Linked DNA regions of Mus musculus: region 1 is linked to region 2. Evidence: chromatin contacts called from ENCODE Hi-C or POLR2A ChIA-PET data. All regions are on one chromosome and are shown on one strand. The core of a region is the stretch at or near the end of the contact, and the rest is flanking DNA. Distances in the headings are between cores, read along the strand shown.

Evidence for each region. A loop is a pair of places that touch in the nucleus more often than their neighbours do. ChIA-PET counts read pairs that join two places held with the same protein, here RNA polymerase II (POLR2A).
Region 1: a map of T-helper 2 cell shows a loop between it and region 2 (2.1-fold over the local background). The contact joins the promoter of Acbd4 here to the promoter of Dcakd in region 2. A Hi-C loop is called at or near these places in 1 of 37 maps with a recorded cell type or tissue (T-helper 2 cell). POLR2A ChIA-PET finds 5 or more read pairs at or near these places in 4 of 5 experiments (Patski and embryonic stem cell).

Annotation. Positions count from the first base shown.
Region 1 is chr11:103,099,108-103,103,056 of GRCm38, forward strand. It overlaps Acbd4 (acyl-Coenzyme A binding domain containing 4), which reads left to right and starts at 2,581. Exons shown (of 11, transcript NM_025988.2): 1 at 2,581-2,681; 2 at 3,575-3,949. It overlaps Plcd3 (phospholipase C, delta 3), which reads right to left and starts at 2,551. Exons shown (of 15, transcript NM_152813.3): 1 at 2,273-2,551. The coding sequence starts at 2,423.
Region 2 is chr11:103,015,741-103,019,776 of GRCm38, forward strand. Dcakd (dephospho-CoA kinase domain containing) reads right to left here and starts at 1,407. Exons shown (of 5, transcript NM_026551.3): 1 at 1,310-1,407.

The DNA of each region.
Region 1 (3,949 bases), core at 1,331-3,830, 85 kb after region 2:
GTGGTGAGGGTCATCTCGGGAGGCGCAGCATCTGCAGCGGGGATGGAGGCTACGTGGGTGACAGGCCTAGGCCTCAGCCATTGTGGGCTCAGCACTGCTTGAGGAGGTGGCATTCCTTACAACACTCTGTGTGGTCACTCAGCAGTCACTCAGCCAGTGGCAGGGAGGGCACGATGACATGCTGGTAAGTCCATAGTTTCAGGATGAGCTCCACAGGGCTCCCGTGCAGCCTCGCTCAGCTGACACACACTCAGTTGGGCGCTCCCGTAATTATGTGTCCACAAGTCTCTTCTTATTACACTGTGTACCTCTAGGGCAAGCCTCAGTTGTCCTGCTTGGTGGCCTCGGCCCCTGGCCTAGTGCTGTGGCCACTGACGGGGGCTCAGCAAATGGCCCCAGGTGTGGGAAGCTTCCTTTCTGTCCCCAGCAGCATCCACGACCCCCAGGGGCCAACGGCTCAGGCTGCTTCTCCCGAGAGCCCTGTCCTGCCTCCGTGGCAGATCATCTTACACAGCCAACCCCACTAGTGCCACCTCTAGCCAGAGACGGCTGACTTCATATTAGACAGCCACCACCCTGTCTCCTCCTCGTGCCTGTGCGTCCTCCTCTTCTGTGCCTCTCTCACCTGAACCCCAACACCTCTTCACGAGCTACTCCCTGCCTCCTTTCAGCCCTATTTGACCACCCTATTATCCATCTGCTCCTCTAACTCAGCCAGTGGATTTTCTGGGACCCTTAGCACCACCCAAACTTCAGAGAAACTCTAAGGTGTCTGTCTACCTCTCTCCTCTTCACATGAGCTTCCATCCAGCTCTGGGGTTCAGTGGGGTCCTCTCTGCCTCCCCAGCATCACAGTCCGCTCCTCCCTCCCTGACTCTTTCCCTCAAGGTCCGTCTTCTGACAGCAGTACTGAGCTGTTTAGCTCTCTTTGGACAGGCCCGCGTGTGCTGTGTTTGTTGTTGTATGGTAGGTAAATATTGACTTCTTGAATGACTGGACCGGAGAAGGATGAAGAGCTGCCCCAGGCACAATGCTCATGGTGAGGACATCCAATACATTCTGGTGGAATGAGGAAGAGGAGGGCACAGCTGAGAGGGAAGCCGGGGAGGCTGGCATCTGGGACCCCTGAGTTCTGTCACCAGGTTGACAGTCCTGAGAAACCACTTCAGTTTCCTGCACTTCACAGTTTATAAAATGCTCCTTGTTCAAGCCCAGGGAGTCCCATTTTGCCGAGACTCTGAGCGTGTAGGTTGGGATGGCACACAGTCTGAGTGGCCCCGACTAGATTCTTTGATGTCTGAGTCAGTTTCCTCCTCTGTGAAATGGGGTGCAGGACACCTACCTCAGGAAGGTGAGCTTAGCACCACACCTGCAAACCACAGCGGTATTGAGCCGACTCGAGGGCTCCTTGAAGACTAGTGACTTCCCTCTCACCTCTGAAATAGGAAGCTGGACTGTTTCGCACCATTGCCCCGGGTCTTGCCAGGGCTTTGTTACTGCTGGCAGAGAAGACCTGAGGGTTACAGGGCTGGCTTGGGTGTCTAGAATCTCGCAGAGGCCATCTGTAAACAGCCCCTCAGGATCAAGAACAGCAGGTGCTGTAAGATGCCCACAGACCTCAAGTAGCACTTGGGAGATGAATGTACGTACCTCCGCGTGCGCGTGCCTCTGCCTCCCGAGTGCTGGGATTAAAGGCGCGCGCCACCACTGCCTGGCATTGTATTTTTTTTTTTTTTTTTGAAACAGAGTCTCATAGACCCCAGACTCATACACACACACACACACACACACACACACACTTTACTTTGTAGCAGAGAATGACCTTGAACTCCTGATCCTCCTACTGACACCTCGCCAGTGCTGGGAGATTAACAACAGTAAGTCGTTGTGATACTGGGGATCTAACCCAGAGCTAAGAGCTCTACCGATTGAGCTACATCCCCAACCTAACTCCAAGCTTTATCTCTCAGTCCATTCTCCTCACTCTCCAGCAACCCTATCCATGCCCCGAGTCCCAAATTCTCACCCCAGCACGGCCCCGCGAGCGCCTCCCGGTGAGAATGCACCGGGGGCATCCAAGCCTTCTAAAACAGCCTGGAAGTCTGATGACCCCAGGTGTGAACCCCAACTGGAACAGTGCTGGTGCTCCTGGTCAGATCCTCCCCAATTCCAAGCACCCTGGCAAACCAGGTGGCCCGTACACCCCGCTCCGTCCAGGTTGTCCCTAGAGACAGTGCGCGCCCACCCGGACCCATCCTTGTGTGTCACTGACCCATCTTCTTCAGTGCCCGTAGCCCAGGCCTTTTGGTGCTGCTGTCCGACGACGCGGGCGAGGGCGGGAACGCGAGGGGCGCTGCGACCTGGGCGGACACCCGGGATTCCTCCGGCGAGCGGCGACTCCTTTTCCAGCCACCGCACAGCATGGTCTCGAAGGGCCCAGGGCCAGGCCCGGGATCTGTGCGTGAGAACCGGGCAACGGGAACACAGCCCGCGGCGCGGTCCGGAGCTAAGAAACTTAGCGGCGCCCTAGGAGTCAGGAGGAGGAGACCTCGGGAGGAGGGAGAGAGGGAGGGACGAGGTGGAGGTGGGCGGAGCGAGGCCGAACTTAGGCGGTGCGAGGCGCCTGCGGGACCCCAGGCCTGGAGCTGCGCGCCCTGGTGTCTACGCGTTCGCCCCTACTAGTGAGTCGGTCTTTCCATTTCCTTAGAGGTCCCCGGATCTCCTTTCTACCATTGGCCAGAGTCCCTGTTGAAGGGAATTGAATTTCCCGGAGGGATAGGTTTGTCCTCCGGCGCAGACACATTTTTTCTGGGAACTCAGGACCCTAGTCCATCCACCTTAGCCGGGTCCCTTAGGGAGCCAGACAAGGGACAGATCTATAGGAGATCGTCCCGGGCCACAGGGTCCTAGTACGGAGGAAACCCATAGAATTCTGAAGCAGAGCTGCGCAGGAATGGGGACGAGAGGCTCGGGCAGTGACGTCATGAATTAATCTCCGGGCTCGGGGCCAATAGCCAGTCCTCAAAGGTGGATGCCTTGCGGCCAACCGATCTGAAGACTAAGATGAGACTAAGTTTAGAGTTCCAGAAGCTTGGTACCCCAGAGCGACACTCCATCCTTGGTCAAGGGATCTGCACAACACTCTGCCAAGGTGTTGATGACGTCAGCCAAGGAAAACCTCCTTGTACGGGTGCCGGTGTAGTGTTAGACGTACCCTTGTGAATGCGAAAGGGTGGAGTGTGCATGTGGCTTTCAAGCACGAGCTTTGGATAGGGGCAGCGAGCTGGTCGAATATTGTCACTTGGACGCGACCTACAGCCAGGCTTCCCACGCTAAAAGTAGCGAGTTTCGGGTCCTAGAATCTCCATCTACTTGTCCCGCTGTATTCTTTCCTCATTTATCCAAGTCCCGACAATTCTTCATACTAGCTTAAGTCCCCATCACCACTGCGATCTTAAATTTGCTTACTATTTGTCAAACCTTCGCCTCTGCTTGATCTCTTGATTCCTTCCAGGAGTGTTCCTTTTTTTTGTTGTTATTTTTCTGGTTCACTCTTACTTTTTCCAAAACTCAGCTCCAGTGTCCTTTCTGCGGAACGCCGGGCTCCAGGACTCTCCTCTATTGCCAGCGTAGACGTGTTCCAAGAGCTGAGTCGAGGTGCCTCGGACAGGCGGAGCCCGCATCAATCAACCCACTCCCGTGGGTTTCCACCAGGGGGCGCGAGGACTCTGCGACCATCAGTGTGTCCACCGGGAGGCGCTGCAGCCCGCCTCGGGCTGTCGCGCGGTGCGGAGTGCCACCCATAAATTAGCCCCGCCTGGCTGGGCGAGGCAGGATAGCATTATTTGCATAATCTTGAAAGAGCCTTCCTTACTGGTTAGGGTATAAAAGACCAATACGAAACGGTGCCTCTGGTTGGCTTTTCTCCTAGCTCTGTATCCCGCCCTAT
Region 2 (4,036 bases), core at 157-2,656:
CAGGCTAGCCTTTCTCTCTCCCTTCATCTCCTGGCTGGTCTGTAAGAAAGCCGCCTGCCTCTGCCTCTGCCTCCCAAGTGCTGGGCTGAAAGGCGTGCGCCACCACTGCCCGGCAAAATAAAATATTCTAAACCAATACTGTCCAAAGATGTGCTTTTTTAACAGATGCTGAGGAACGGTGCAACATCAAGAGCCTCTGTTTTCTGTAAGGAAATCACCGTTTCTGGAGACACAGCACTTGCGCATTCGGTGCAGGGAACCGAGGCCGTGGCTAGGTCAAGGATGGAATTCTAACAAACTCGGCCGGAAAGCTTTGGAGTTACTCGGTGTTGGGTTCTGAATTCATTTTTGGTTGTTGCGCCATCATAAACGTTTCACTGTTGCCGCATCTTTAGCAGCTCAGTTAGCCCAGAGTCCATATGGGGTCAGCTCCCAGTTTACCAAGCTGTGGGTTAAAACATACACAACCCCACGCAAAACTCAAAATGTAAAACATCCAAATGCGCCATCTTTAAAATTGAAACACAATGGCTTGTAATTCACGGTGATGATAATAGTGGTGAAAACTATGAAGTTAACACCAGAGATGCTATCTATGTTTGCTTCCTCTGGGGCCAAAGGTCTTGCATTACGTAGCCAGGCTGGCCTGGATCCTTCGTTGAGAGCCTTTACTAGTTGATGAGTGGGAGACTCATGCCATCCACGGACCTAAATTAAACTAAAAGACTTCAGACGATCAACTAGTCTAGCTTCCCTGGGGAAGGAAGCCATGGGGGGGGGGGGGGGGGAAGGAAGGTCTGAATATCAGATGGTAGATACAAAACAGCATCTATAGGTTGCATCCCCACTTTTCAGATGGGCAAACTAAAGGTGGCAGAAGGTCACACGATTGCAAAAGGCAGAGGTTGGATTTAAAAATCGAAACTGAGTCCGACCACAGTGCTCTAAAGCGCAGAGACTTTGGCCGTAAACTCAGATTTTCCATCCTTTTCCAAGGCTATATCGAGGGAAATAACACTTGATTTCCCAGGTTTGTTATCAGGATGATGATTAAACGCGCTTGTTAGCCCCAGGTGAGCTACAAATATGTGCTTTAAAGAGAAGGGGGAAAAAAAAAAAGGCGCGCACAATGCGCCAACTCGGCCGCAGCATCCCGCGCTCCGGCGGGGGTCTCGCGCGCAGACCCCGGCCCGGCGGAGCGCCACCCGAGGAAACAAAGCGGCTGCTCGCCGCTGCCACCCGACCCGGTCCGCCCCTCCCCTCCCCCTCCCGGGGTTGGCGGCTTCCTTTCACCCGCGCCGCTACCTACCGGGTCTCCGACTCGGCCTCAGCCTCCGTCGCTAGCCCAATCTCCGCTGCGCTTACTGGCTGGCTCGCTGCACACAGGCGGGACTCGGGAGCGTGCACGCCGACCGGGCGTCCAGCCAGCGGAAGGGGCGGGACCGGAAGGCGGGGCAGAGTGCCGGCCGCGTGCAGGAGATGAGGTGGGCGTGGCCGGGCCGAGGTTTGGAGAGCTAGAGGTGGTCCAAGCTGAGTTTTTCTCTGTCTCTCTCTCTTTTTTTTTTTTTTTTTTTTTTTGATTTTTCGAGACAGGGTTTCTCTGTATAGCCCTGGCTGTCCTGGAACTCACTCTGTAGACCAGGCTCAGAAATCCGCCTGCCTCTGCCTCCCAAGTGTTCGGATTAAAGGCGTGCGCCACCACCGCTCACAGGCTGTCTTAAAACGTTTTTTTTTTTTTCTTTCCATTTTTTATTAGGTATTTAGCTCATTTACATTTCCAATGCTATACCAAAAGTCCCCCATACCCACCCACCCCTGTCTTAAAACTTTTAAGGGTTTATCAAAACTACCAGTCATCATGATCTGGACCTGACCTTTTCTTCTTTTTGAACTCTCTGTGAAATATTTTTACATGTGATGTTTTAATAATAGGACTACACTACCTAAAGTTACAGTAATTAGGAATACAGGCTGGCTTCGGAGGGGCAGATCAAGGAGGAAGGCTTCCCAACCCAGCGAGTTCCTCCAACTGTGTCAATACACTCCTTAAGTGTTTACTGTCGCTTGACCTTCATAGAACACTTTCTCTGTAGTCGGCTGCATCTCAGACAGTTGGCTACTCTTTAACTCGAGCCTTTCATCTGGCTGGCGTGCGTTCACCGCAGTCACCTCCTGTGGGGGTGAAAGCTCCAATTCGGGAGACTGCTCTTCAATATCTGAATTACTGGAACTCTTAGTTTTTGGATAATGGCTCCATCTGGTCTATTACCTGGTGTTATACCAGGCTCAGCCTTGAGGAGATAGACAGTCATATTACAATGAAAGAAATTAGGTATCCTGAATTCCTCCCAGCACAATTGGCCTTTTCCCATGTACCAAATAGTATTTATGACAGGGACAGAAATAAGAGGCCAGACCTGTCTTAAGTTATAAACCCTACTGCTTCCCATAGTTGAGGTTTTCCATACGATCTCCAGATGTCAGCCCCGGCTCCGATGCCCAGGAGCACTGGCCATGGGCACACAGCTACTTCAGATTCCATTTGCAGTAACGCAGTCTACTAATCCTGTTGAGTTCCAGTACAGGCTCTTCCCACCTCTGAGTTTGGAAATCGTCCTGTAATGTTTCTGCTCGTGGTTTTAACCCTTTCCTGCAATACATGGTTTTTCTTTACGAGAGTTTCCCACCCATTCCCTCTGTATGTCCTGTTTTGAAAGTGAACCCTCTTCCAAGGTGTTCTGGCTAGTTTTATGCAAACTTGTCAAAAGCTAGAATCATCTGAGAGGAGAGGTTTTTTTTTTTTTTTTTTTTTTTTCAATTGAAAAAAAAAATGTGCCTCAGCAGGCAGTGGTAACACACATCTTTTATCTTAGCACTCAGGAGGCACAGACAGGTAGGTCTCTGTGAACTGTAGGCCAGCCTGTCTACAGGGTGAGTTATAGAACAGCCAAGGCTACACAGAAACACTCTGTCTCAAAAAAAAAAAAAAAAAAAAAAAGAAAGAAAGAAAGAAAAAGAAAAAAAAAGAAGAAAAGAAAAAGAAAAATGTATGCCTCTATAAGATCAGGCTGTAGCAGGCAGGAAGACCTGTAGGGCATTTTCTTCATGATTAATGTAGGGGAACACAGCCCTTTGTGGGGTGAGATCACCTCTGGCCTTATGGTTTTGGGTTCTATAAGAAATCAGGCAGAGCAATCCACGAGAAGAAAGCCAGTAAGCATCACCCCTCCGTGACCCAGACATGAGCTCCCACCTCAGGGATCCTGCCCAGCTTGAGTTCCTGCCTCCCGCTTCCCTCGGCTGACTGTGAATCAGGACATGTGAGCTAGATAAACCCTTTCAGCCCAAGGTTGTTCTCGGTCATGGTGCATCAGCACAGCAGTGCACACTCAGCACGGTGGTGGCACAGTCACTAGTGCTCAAGGGAACCCTTCTTCATTTGTAAGGAATGCAGCTTGTCCTAGAACCCCTAGTCTAGGACTGATGCTGGTCTCTTTTGGCTCTAGCATGTGGCCAGTTTTGATTAATCTGCTGTGAATGTTGTTGCCACAGAACACTGATAGCTTTTGAATGCTTTGGATAAGATGGACCAACCTCAAATCTCTGGGTACGCCATACCAGAGTCGGCAAAGTAAAGGTGGCTCCTAGGCAGAAGGCTCAGTATGGCTGGAATTCGACTTCAAGTTACTTGTATGAATTGGAGTTCGTGTGTTTGCTAAGTATGGTTATTTCCCATCCTGTGGGCTAGCTAGCCACACTTACGGGCAAATGATCACCACAACAGGCGGTGTTGTGACAGGAAATCCAGGCAGCTGCAATGGATTAGCCATTATTATATCCAGGGATTCTCACTCATACTTTGTTACTGGAATATAAGGTTCATATTCACTTCTCTATGGGAAAAAAAAAAACCGGTGACAAAAATTACTGCCAGGAAGTAGATTTACAGGGCTGGCTTTAAGGAAAATAGAGGACACCTTTGTGTCTCAAATATGTATGGGGAAGGGCAAGAAGGGCTTTTATAGAACAAAGGGGT